Linked DNA regions of Homo sapiens: region 1 is linked to region 2. The links are chromatin loops, found by intact Hi-C in ENCODE. Cell type or tissue: dorsolateral prefrontal cortex. All regions are shown on one strand. Links, peaks and the distances in the headings refer to the core of each region. The heading gives the core; the rest is flanking DNA.

Region 1 (5,382 bases), core at 220-5,219, 700 kb after region 2:
CAAGGGGTTGGTAGTTAGGTAACACATCCTTTAATTTCTGGTGATTTTTAGGCTCCAAGTTGATCAATATGAGACCCTGACATAAGACTGCTTTGTAAATAGAAATCTGCTTTTCAGATCTAAGTCATTATTGTGATTGTCAGTGTAATTGGGCTTCAAATTATTCAAGGGTAGGGATAATCTCTTTATATCCCTGACTAGTGCTCTCGGATACAGCATGATGGAATGGACAGCACTGGAGCTAGACTGAACTCCACTACCAGTCAGCCCTGCAACCCTGGAGAAGCCACACTCCTTCTCTGGGACTTCCTTTATATCCAAATGAGGAAACAGGATTAGATCATTCTAAGGACCCCTTCAATGTCAGCATCCTGTAACAATATAAATCAGAGGTTCTTAGCTTTTTGGAGGTCACAGAAACCATAAGAATCTGATAAAAGCCATGGACTGTTTCTTCTCAAAGAAATGCATATACCTTTCCTATCCCCAGCAACCTCATAAACAATTTCAGGGGTTACTACATTCCTAAAGTCTCCCATGAACCATGGACTCCCAGGTGGGACCCCTGATCTAAGTGATTTCTGATTATTCCTTTGCCAAGTATTTACTGAGTGCCTACTAAGCCCCAGGTCCTGCGCTAGGTAACAGGATAAGGACAATTGTCTCAGAACCTCATGGAAAAACTGACATTTTAAAATACAGAAATCAACCCATAGCTTAGTAGGAAACATTTGACAATGTATTGATGCCAACCTTAAGCAGAAATCTCAGGTATAAACCCCAGAAAGCATAAATATATTGGGAAAATGGTAGCTATTTAAATTTAATTCTTTCCAGCACATTGGACTGAACATTCATTTCCTTTGCTAAGATTTTTGCTCCCTAGTCCCAGAACCATAAAGGTTCACATTTTCACCTTGTGTGAAAAAGGATGAATAGTGGTTTTGACCAACAGACATTTCAGGATGGATTTTAGGATGGAGAGCTTTGTAGGCACTGGAGTCATTCAGAACTGGGTTTAAAACCAGGATCTGAAACACACTGGCTGTTTAACAAGGTAAACAGTTGGGCGAGTTACTTGACCTCCCTGAACCTTGGTTTCCTGATCTGTAAAATGGGAATAATAACAATGACTACCTCAATAAGGAGTTCATAAGGGTTAGTTATAGTTAAGATATATAAAGCCAGGCCCTAGCAACCAAAAAGTACTCCATAAACGGGAACACTTTTTTCACTATTTGAATATAATATAAATTCTAGTCACACAGGGTCTGCTCACATAAGGAGTTTCTTGGGTTAAAATACGAAGACTTCATAACAGTTTTGTGATCTCAAGGGCCTTTCATCCCATCATTACAGAATTGCTACAGCTCTGTGGTGCCCTGAGCCACATGTGAATTGGTTCTTACGGAGCCCTGAACCTTCATACAGCCTTACCTGTCCGCTCTTGGCTGAAGGAGTGATTTTCATACTTGCCACTCCTTGTAGTTATGGTCACGGTGTAGAGGCGGCCTGGGGTGAGGGAGCTGAAGGAACATTCTCTGACAGACTTGGCAATGACAAGGGACTGAACCACCTTGCCGTCATGAGACAATGTTACCTCATAGTTATCCACATCTCCGGGCGCCAGCAGCCAGGAAACGCTGAGGTAGTCATTACGACCGGAATTGTTCACCGTTACTCCACTCACACTGGAAGGGACTGTGATTTTGAAAGGTGGGGGGCGGGGGGGGGGGGGAAGGGGGATTCAAAAAGAAAGACACAGTCAAAAGTTTGAGTCGTCTATTGCAGTCAGCACAAACCGTGGACTCACTCAGGAGATCTAATCTGATTATATAAGAGGTCAAGGAAGCGTGAGGATTTCACTCAGCTTCCAGAAGCTGAGTGTTCTTACATCAGAAAACTAATCAAAATAAAAATGTCCGGAGGCCTTTGGGATGCCTCGTAAATACAAGGATGCCACTACTGCATTTTTATGGGGTTGCTGTTTGTAAAGCATTTCAAGTGGAGACATCCTTATACAATGTTTTAGAAGGTTCCCTGTAAGAAAGGGAACAAATATTTCAACAATCTAAATGAATCAACTTGAACCAAACTTACCAATAAAGCAAAAATGTTTGAGTGGAAAGGGGAAGAATACGATAGCTTTTCTAAAGACCTTAAACTGGGATAGCTTCAATTTTTTTGTGATGAAGTTATTCATTCCTGGGAAGTAATAGCTAACACAACCAGAGGGACCGTTTTCCCTTTGCAAGGCATTTCCTGCCCTCTAGTGGTAAGAAATAAGCCTAAAAACCTATCTTGGAAGTAAGAAGTCTGGAAGCTGGACCAACCAAGGGCAGAGAGAACTGTTATGGCGATAATGGGTTTTCTGATGTCAACTATAATCATTTGCTTATATGAATTGGGGATTAGTGTCACAAACGTTTACTGAGAACCTACTATTTGCCAGGTATACAAAAATGAAAAACGCATGAATGTCTTCAAGAAGTTCTCTGGTTGGAGGTATAGTCAGCAAATTAGTAATTGCAGTATTGAGTAAAAGTTGAACCACATATCAGAAATAGGTGCCCATTAAATAGTACTGCCATAAATGAATATAGGGTTAAAATATTACAGTATATATGAACTACACTACTGTTTTAATCATTAGTTGATTAACTTAACAGTTTCATATGATTGTCAATATCAGTACATCACTTATAATGGACAGGATTTGGCTAGATGACTTCTGAGAATCCTTCTAATGTAATATGTTCGGACTTTGTGAATTAAGCCCCAAAGCATACCTTATACTTAAAAGCACTTATCCATCACTAAAAATTATAAACTGCATTCTAGTGAACAACTCTGGTAATGTTGATCCACATATATGGACATTTCCTAGATATAAAGTTGAACTTTTTAGCCAGAAGATTTATATATTGGTACATCTCTTCCTTCCTTTTCTTTCCTTCTTTTCTTCCTTTTTGCTTTCTTTCCTTCCTTTCTTCTGCCATCCAACCATCTATACATCCTTTAGTTGCTCTCAAAAGCAACTCATTATGCTTGTTTTTAAAAACTGCTGGAAATATTTGCAACTACTAACATTTTATTAGAAAAGACACAATTATCAAAAGTTTTCACAGAAATATGATTCACATGTTTAAGAAAAAATAGATACAAAATTTGTTTTTGCTTTAGGATGAGCATTTTCCCAGATTAGAATTAGATTTGTTAAGTATATCTAATATCTTTAATTTTAAATATTCTGCCATCTTATCTGGGCTGGGAGGGTTTATTTATATGTTTCAACTCAGTGGAAACAGGTGAAATATAAGAATACCTTTCAAAATTATTTCAATATTGACTAATGTTTCAGCAATTTGAGGAGATGATAAGGATTATCAAGGCCTTACCCACTGAATTCTTTACAATTGACTGTGTACAAAATTTACTAAAAGAGGCACCTTTCAAAATCCCTATTATTGTGCTTTACAGGAGTCTCCCATTTTCCCCTTTATCGTGATAATGTGCACTCTTCATATGTTTGAGTAAAATAACTCGTGCTCAATTTATTCATATTTGATTCTCTCCTCAAAACTTTATGACCATTCTTCAAATAATTTCTTGTCCCTTTTTCCCTTTTTTGAATGCTTCTATTATATAATATGGGTCAAATACTTGTACCTTTATTCTAATTAAAATATAAATAAAAATATAAATTAAAAAATAAAAATAATTTTAAGTCCCACTTACTTAAAGTACACAGTTATTTCAAGAGATAGCACAGACTAGACTATTTTAGTAGCTCACAATAAGTTGGACAATCCTTGTGGTATATAAAATGAGAATCAACCTGTGTGGCAGAATATGGTTCCCCGACCATTTCCTTTTCCTCTTGACACACAGCTAGACTGCATTTCTCAGGCTCCCAGGCAGTCAGATGTAGCCATGTAACTGAGTTCTGGCCAGTGGAATGTGGGTGGAAGTGAAATGCCTACTCCCAAGTCTGATGAGTTGTACCCCTCCCCAACCTCCATTCTCTGGAGAAATGGGGAGAGCTCTGAGGACCTACAGCAAAGAAGAGCCACTGATAGTAGGAGACTGTATCCCAACCAATAGAGGCATCCAATCATGAACACCCACATTATACAGTGTCTAAGCATGAATTAAATCAGTCTAATGTGACTGATACAACTGCAAATCACTGGGAAATGAATGCAAGGTCGTCCTCCACTCCTCTCCTCAGCTTTATTATTTCTCCTTCCCTATTCTGACACCCAGGGTAGGAGTGAATTATTGTGTGTGGATTAAAACACAGAAGCTTAGGGAAATAAGTTAATGGCAGAGCTAGGACCAAAACCTAGGCCTCCTGATTTCCATGCTAAGCTTTTCAGCTACCTACCCCCAAGTATGCTACACCAATGGATGGTGCCAAGAACCATTAAAAGAAAGGAAAGAAAATATCAGGGAGAAAGATGCAGGTGACAGGCCGGGCGCAGTGGCTCACACCTGTGATCCCAGCCCTTTGGGAGGCCGAGGCAGGCAGATCACGAGGTCAGGAGATCGAGACCATCCTGGCCAACAAGCTGAAACCCTGTTTCTACTAAAAGTACAAAAATTAGCTGGGCGTGGTGGTGCGTGCCTGTAATCCCAGCTACTCGGGAGACTGAGACAGGAGAATCGCTTGAACCAGGGAGTCGGAGGTTGCAGTGAGCCAAGATCGTGCCACTGCACTCCAGCCTGGCGACAAAATGAGACTCCATCTCAAAAAAAAAAAAAAAAAAAAGAAACATGCAAGTGACAATGTCAGCTGTCATAGAATGAGGGAAATGGGCATACACCAGTGAATTTCTACCAAGACTATGAAACATCTTCTCAGTGACTTCATTGTTCTTCTGGGAGAGTTAATGAAGTTAATGTCCTCTGGGTTCATTAAGTAGATGAGATTCATGATTTTGGAAAGAGATGCATCTATGATGCCTGCAGCTGATAAACAGAATTTGAGTGTTGAGGATGCAGAAGGAGAAGCCTGAAATCCAACTTAAAATAATTATATAAAATTAAGTAGACAAGGTCCCACTAATAATTATCAAAGCTTCTATTGGGTTTATGTAATTTTTTTCTAAGAAATGAACATACATTTTATATATCATATATATTAATTTTTTATGTTCTTTCATTGTATTACATAGAAAATTCTATGTAATTTCTTCCTCGGTGCCATGGCTCCCTGACATACATGACCATAATGACACTTATTTGTTTACTTAGCTTTCTAACAGGGAGCTATTAAGGTCAAGAAAAATTGTTTAGATAGCATATTAAGCACTTGTTTAACGTTGCTTATGAAAATATATGAGACCTGAAAATTAGATCAACTCCACCTCTAACCATATT
Region 2 (5,382 bases), core at 139-5,138:
CTTTTTTTTTTTTTTTTTTGAGACGGAGTCTCGCTCGGTCAGCTAGGCTGGAGTGCAGTGGCGCGATCTTGGCTCACTGCAAGCTCCGCCTCCCGGGTTCACGCCATTCTCCTGCCTCAGCCTCCCGAGTAGCTGGGACTACAGGCGGCTGCCACCACGCCTGGCTCATTTTTTGTATTTTTAGTAGAGACGGAGTTTCACCGTGTTAGGTGGGATGCCCTCGATCTCCTGACCTCGTGATCCGCCCGCCTCCGCCTCCCAAAGTGCTGGGATTACAGGCATGAGCCACCGCGCCAGGCCTCCAGTTGTTTCTTGTTCAAATGTTCAACCAATCCTTTTGTTTTCAGCTCCACCCTTAGCCCTGAATGCAGAAGCTCATGGTGACTCCTGCGTCCTGGGCTTTTTGAGTTTTGTTTGATTGGAAAACTTCTTGTTGGATCCCTCTGTTCCCTCCACCATTTCCAGGCAGTCTTGGTTGTGTTTTGTCCATTCTACTAGTTCAGTTATCATCTATTCTATTTCTGTCTGCTGCCATGTTATTAAAATTTGGTCTGCTGGGGTCTCTGCTCATATTCTTTATTATGTCTCTTTATTCCTTTACATTTATTTGAGTGGGATTTTTGGAGGAGAGTAGATGTGTGTCCTCTCTTCCCTTATTAATAGGAAGTGAATAAATTATAAAGAACTAATTTGAGGAGAAAACAACTTTTCTGATAAATGATAAAAGCAAGCTTTTCATCGTATTATGTTGGACTTTTAAACATACTAAACTTGAAGCTTCCTCTTCAAGCAAGAGAATCAAGTAGAGGTTGGGGTGCTTATGTATGATGCAGCATCACAGAGATGCTGAGCTATAAGCAACTTGTAGGTCTTTTGAAACAGAGATTTTCACACTTCTTTAGTGGTAGTACACATTTTTTTAAAAATAAAATTTTACTGGCTGGGTGCCATGGCTCACGCCTGTAATCCCTACATTTTGGGAGGCTGAGACAGGCAGATCACCTAAGGTCAGGAGTTCAAGACCAGCCTGGCCAACATGGTGAAACCCTGTCTCTACTAAAAATACAAAAATTAACCAGGTGTGGTGGCAGGCGCCTGTAATCCCAGCTACTTGGGAGGCTGAGTCAGGATAATCACTTGAACCTGGGAGGTGGAGGTTGCAGTGAGCCAAAATCATGTCACTGTACTCCAGCCTGGGTAACAGAGCAAGACTCCATCTCAAAAAAAAAAAAAAAAAATTACTTGCACTTCAATATATAAAACAGAAAAAAGTTATTTTCTCCTCAGCAATTTAAAGTGTTCTTGTTATACAACCCCTGAACTCCTTTTAAGAGCTTTGGGATCCCTTTGCGCCCAGATGGAAAATCATTGCTGTAGGGACAGCAATTTACATTTCGTTAGCTCAAACAGTATGTACAACCATTTTTTTCTGGTATAGGAGTATTAAGAAGTAATTATTTAAAAAATTTTATTGATACATAATAGATGTATATATATTTGGGGGTAAATGTGATAATTTAATACATCCATGTAATTTGTAAAGATTCAATCAGTGCCATTGGGATATCTGTCACTTTAAATATTTGTCCTTTATAAGAAGCAATAATATTAAACTTTATTGGGCACTCACTATGTTTGGGACATTATGTTAATGGGCTTTATATACATGATCTCATTTAATTCTCACAACAATGCTGTGAGGTAGATGTAATGATTATTTCCATTTTGTAGATGAGGAAATGGAGGCCTGGAGAGGTTACGTACTTATTCATGGATACACAGCTAGGAAGTGGAAGAGCTGGGACCCAAAGCCCACTCACTTAACCAGGACACGACCTTGGGCCTGGTCTGCTGGGGTCTCACTTCCCAAACCCCTCACCCCCCCATGCCCAGCACCTGGAACCATCACTGTGGGGGCTGTACACTGAGGGTTGTCTCCCATTTGTGACAAAACTATAATGGACTAGAGTGAAACAAAAACGCAATGTATGTCTCTAATCTTCAGGCAACGCCAGCTCCCAGACACCCCGCCCTATTCTGCATCCGACTCATGCTCTCCTCCGCAGGTCAAAGGTGAGTGCGATCCACCTTCAGCACATCTGGCACTGTTGCTCTTCCTCCTCGACTCTGGGCCGTGAGAAAGGGGCACTTCCTGCTTGTGTCTCTCCCCAGGTGCATGCTACCCAACCCTGAGGCCCACAGCTGGGAGGACTCCAGCTCCTTTTCTCCACCCCACAGCTGCTCCTGCGATGCCGCCCATGCACCCGCTGCAGAGCACCTCTGGAATGGGCGACTCCTGCCAAATCCACGGAGGCTTTCACAGCTGCCACTCAAACGCCAGTCATCTTGCCACCCCCCTGGACCAATCCGTGTCCTCCCATCTGGGGATAGGTTGTTCTTACCCTCAGCAGCCTCTGTGTCACAGCCCTGGGTAAAGAAAAAGATATTTAGTTATCAAAGACCTTTGCGGAAAGCCTCGGAGCAGCCTGCCTCTGGCAGGCACCTAGAGAGAATGCACAGTGGAGTCCTGTCCAGGAGATGGCAGTGTTGAGACGCGTATAGGACATCGCGAGGTCCCAGTGTTCTTGGCTTAGACAATCTTTTAATTAAAAACCCTCCAAATCCAAGGTCCTCATTCAACCAAAAGCTAAAATGTCAGAAATATACAGTGAGGTTCTGGATGATGGAGGAAACACCGTAAGCTTATGCAGCCTCAGCTAGACTACCCAAAGGGATTGTGAATGAGCTCTCCGAGAAATATCTGCTAATTAAGCATTAACTAATGTTCTTTTCTTCTGTCTTCTCCCCTTTTCTTTCTTTTATTTCCTCTTCTGGATCTAGAGAGTGCCAGAAAGAGTAAAGGCTATCAAAAATTGTGGTAAAACTCCACATGAAAAAAGTTGTCGGGTGTAAAATGTATACCTATATTTTAAGTCTGTATCTTCCCTGTCTCAATGAGTCCTCTGCCATTATAAACATTGTCAGCTTATCTTTCAGGTTGGTGAATCTCAGATCCACTTGATCAAGGGAAATAGTTTCAGCCTAGTAGGGCTCAAGGAACCTTAACTAATTGGAATTAGACTTAGGAAAGCAGAGAGCCTGGGAGATTAAATTTTATTTAACATAACATGGAACACAAGGAAGAATCCTAACCTTCGTTTTGGTGTCTTGATTTTAGAGCCTCATTGCCTCCAACCAAGAAGAGAAAGTGCACGCAGGCACTGGAGGACTCCGGGGAATGCCGAGTGTGGGCCTGCCACTGCAGACCGAGTGAGCAAACCTGGGTGGGAACAAGGGCGATGCCATCAAAGCCTTGGGCATTAAAGCAAGGCTTTTTACCAGCCTTTGAGCAGCCCTGCAAAAGTTTCCCTCTCACAGAAGAGCAATGATAAGCTCTGGTAGTTTGGTTCTTCCCTCTTGATGTACCTTTCATGCAGGCGGGGTCACACAGGTCCTCCTAGGAAGAGATGATGTTTCCCGTCTCAGGTGTGGGTGAAGTGCCAATCTTTCAATTTCAGGGACGATGTGTCTCAGAGGATTCAGGCTCCAGGCCTGTGGAAGCTGTGCAGTATGGCAGTGCCTTCAAGAGCCTGCTGGTGTGCCCATTGCATTGCTGCAATCCTTCTCAACCTTAATGTGCAAGAAATAGCATGAGGATCTTGGTAAAATGCAGACTCTGATTCAGTCTCTAGGGTCTGAGTTCTGCATTTCTAACAAGCTCCCAGGTGATGGCGATGCTACTGGCTCATGGAAGGCACTCTGAGAAGCAAGACTTACCGTGTTTTTCCACTAGAACAGGGAGGTGGAAAGTTGAACTTTTCCTCAAACTCACTTCAAATTGGCAAGTTCCCAGTGGATGTTTGAAATTTGAAATCATTTTAGAAGTCTTTCATCCGAGTCATCTAATGTCCAAGCGGTCAGCCTTCCTGTTTTTTTTTTTTTTTTTTGTCTTATATAACGTGTAACACATCATGTTTTGAGCCAAGAGACCTGATTAACAAAGTAGCCTTTTGAAGTCCAAAGACTTGAACTTCAAAATTTTCAGAGTAAATGCTATGGCACATACTAGGGGAAAAGGATAACACTCTAGGCCAGTTTCTGTTTGTTTGTTTGTTTGCTTATTTGTTTTGTAAAGATGGGTTTCACTAAGTTGCCCAGGCTGGTCTTGAATTCCTGGCTTCGAGTGATTCTCCCACCTCAGCCTCCCAAAGTCTTTGGATTGCAGGCATGAGCCACCATGTCTGGCCTCAACCCAGTTCTATTAGCAACTGTAAACACTCAAATGTGGGCAGTGTGAACAAATTCAGCGTACCAAGTCCCATTTCTTCTATCCCAGTTTGTCACCTTAGCAAGAGGTTGAAGACTTCCTTCTTGGGTTCCCCCATCCCACCACTTCCCCAGATTCTAGAGGTTTACACTGTCCAGAAAGGAGATGTGCGTGGCTTCACCTGAGTGGGAAAAAACACAGTCTCTCTTGCTGGGGCTGCTGCCTTTTCCTTTGACAGCCCCATGGTAAGAGCTGATTCTCTGAGGGACCTTTGGCGTCAGCTCCAGCGTGGGCTGTGGAGGCCTTCTGTGGATGATGACTTCACCCTGTCAGTCAAGTCCCACCCATCTCCTGGGAGTGCGGTCTCAGAATTGCACTGGGCATCTATCCCTCATATCAACTAAACCTCAAACTGCCTCCTTTCTTTGTATATGCATCCAACATGGTCAGCAGTTGTTCACCATTTTTTTTCCAACCTTAGAAACACAAAATGCTAATTAAAGCCCCATTTGTGGATAAGTTAGAGCTTTCCATCCACCTTCCTATGCAATGCTACCCTAATTTCTTCAGGGATCCCCACATCTAGCCTGTAGCTTTTTTTATGATTCTCAGACATAAAAGGCTGAGTAAATCCCTAGCCAGACGGGGGAACCATCTGTTCATTCTACTGCAGATGCGCTAGCTCACTAAGGGATACAGGACAAGTCACTCAAACCTTCCAAGAATTCCCTCATCAAACCAGATTGCTGCTCAAATTGTCCTGGCCATCCCAGAGTTAAGCTCCATCCTGCGATGGTTTTCTGCTGCCTGTCCCAGAAAGGTCATTGATTCATCACCATCTTCAGAGAACAACCATGGAAGAGTGATGGAAATTACTAGGATTTCCAGCAGATAGGAAATCCTATATCCCTTGTTTAAGTCCTATTCACAGGTCACTGAAAAGCTGACTAAAGATAACTGATTCCAGACAACAGTTCCAGAATGAAAATGAGCAGGTTCCCAAGGCCAAAAAAAGAAAAAAGAAAGAAAGAAAAAAAAGACACAAAACAAAACATTTAGTTAATCCGAATGCCACATTCTTATTACAGTTTGTATTTTTAGCGAAAGTTTTCTAG

What was found. Hi-C counts contacts between places; a loop is a spot of excess contacts. Peaks named below come from ENCODE experiments on the same cell type or tissue, not always from the same donor. Only the 100,000 strongest peaks of a DNase experiment are listed, where the experiment ranks them.
Region 1: it touches region 2 in a loop (5-fold over the local background); 94 of 110 quality-filtered maps call a loop at or near these places.

Annotation. Positions count from the first base shown.
Region 1 is chr12:70,574,945-70,580,326 of GRCh38, forward strand. PTPRB (protein tyrosine phosphatase receptor type B) reads right to left here. Exons shown (of 34, transcript NM_001109754.4): 11 at 1,438-1,701. Among named protein-coding and RNA genes, the nearest start is that of PTPRB, 60 kb to the right of the region's middle. In dorsolateral prefrontal cortex, for the core only: CTCF peaks have their summits at 2,261 (motif pointing left) and 2,460; no DNase peak of the experiment used is centred there; H3K4me3 peaks cover 624 bases; H3K27ac peaks cover 717 bases.
Region 2 is chr12:69,877,023-69,882,404 of GRCh38, forward strand. It overlaps MYRFL (myelin regulatory factor like), which reads left to right. Exons shown (of 25, transcript NM_182530.3): 3 at 2,006-2,073; 4 at 2,173-2,431; 5 at 3,179-3,270. Among named protein-coding and RNA genes, the nearest start is that of MYRFL, 54 kb to the left of the region's middle. RefSeq lists enhancers at 1,665-2,202, 2,203-2,740, 2,258-2,307 and a silencer at 2,407-2,701. In dorsolateral prefrontal cortex, for the core only: CTCF peaks have their summits at 2,548 (motif pointing right) and 2,749; a DNase peak (open chromatin) is centred at 2,539; H3K4me3 peaks cover 998 bases.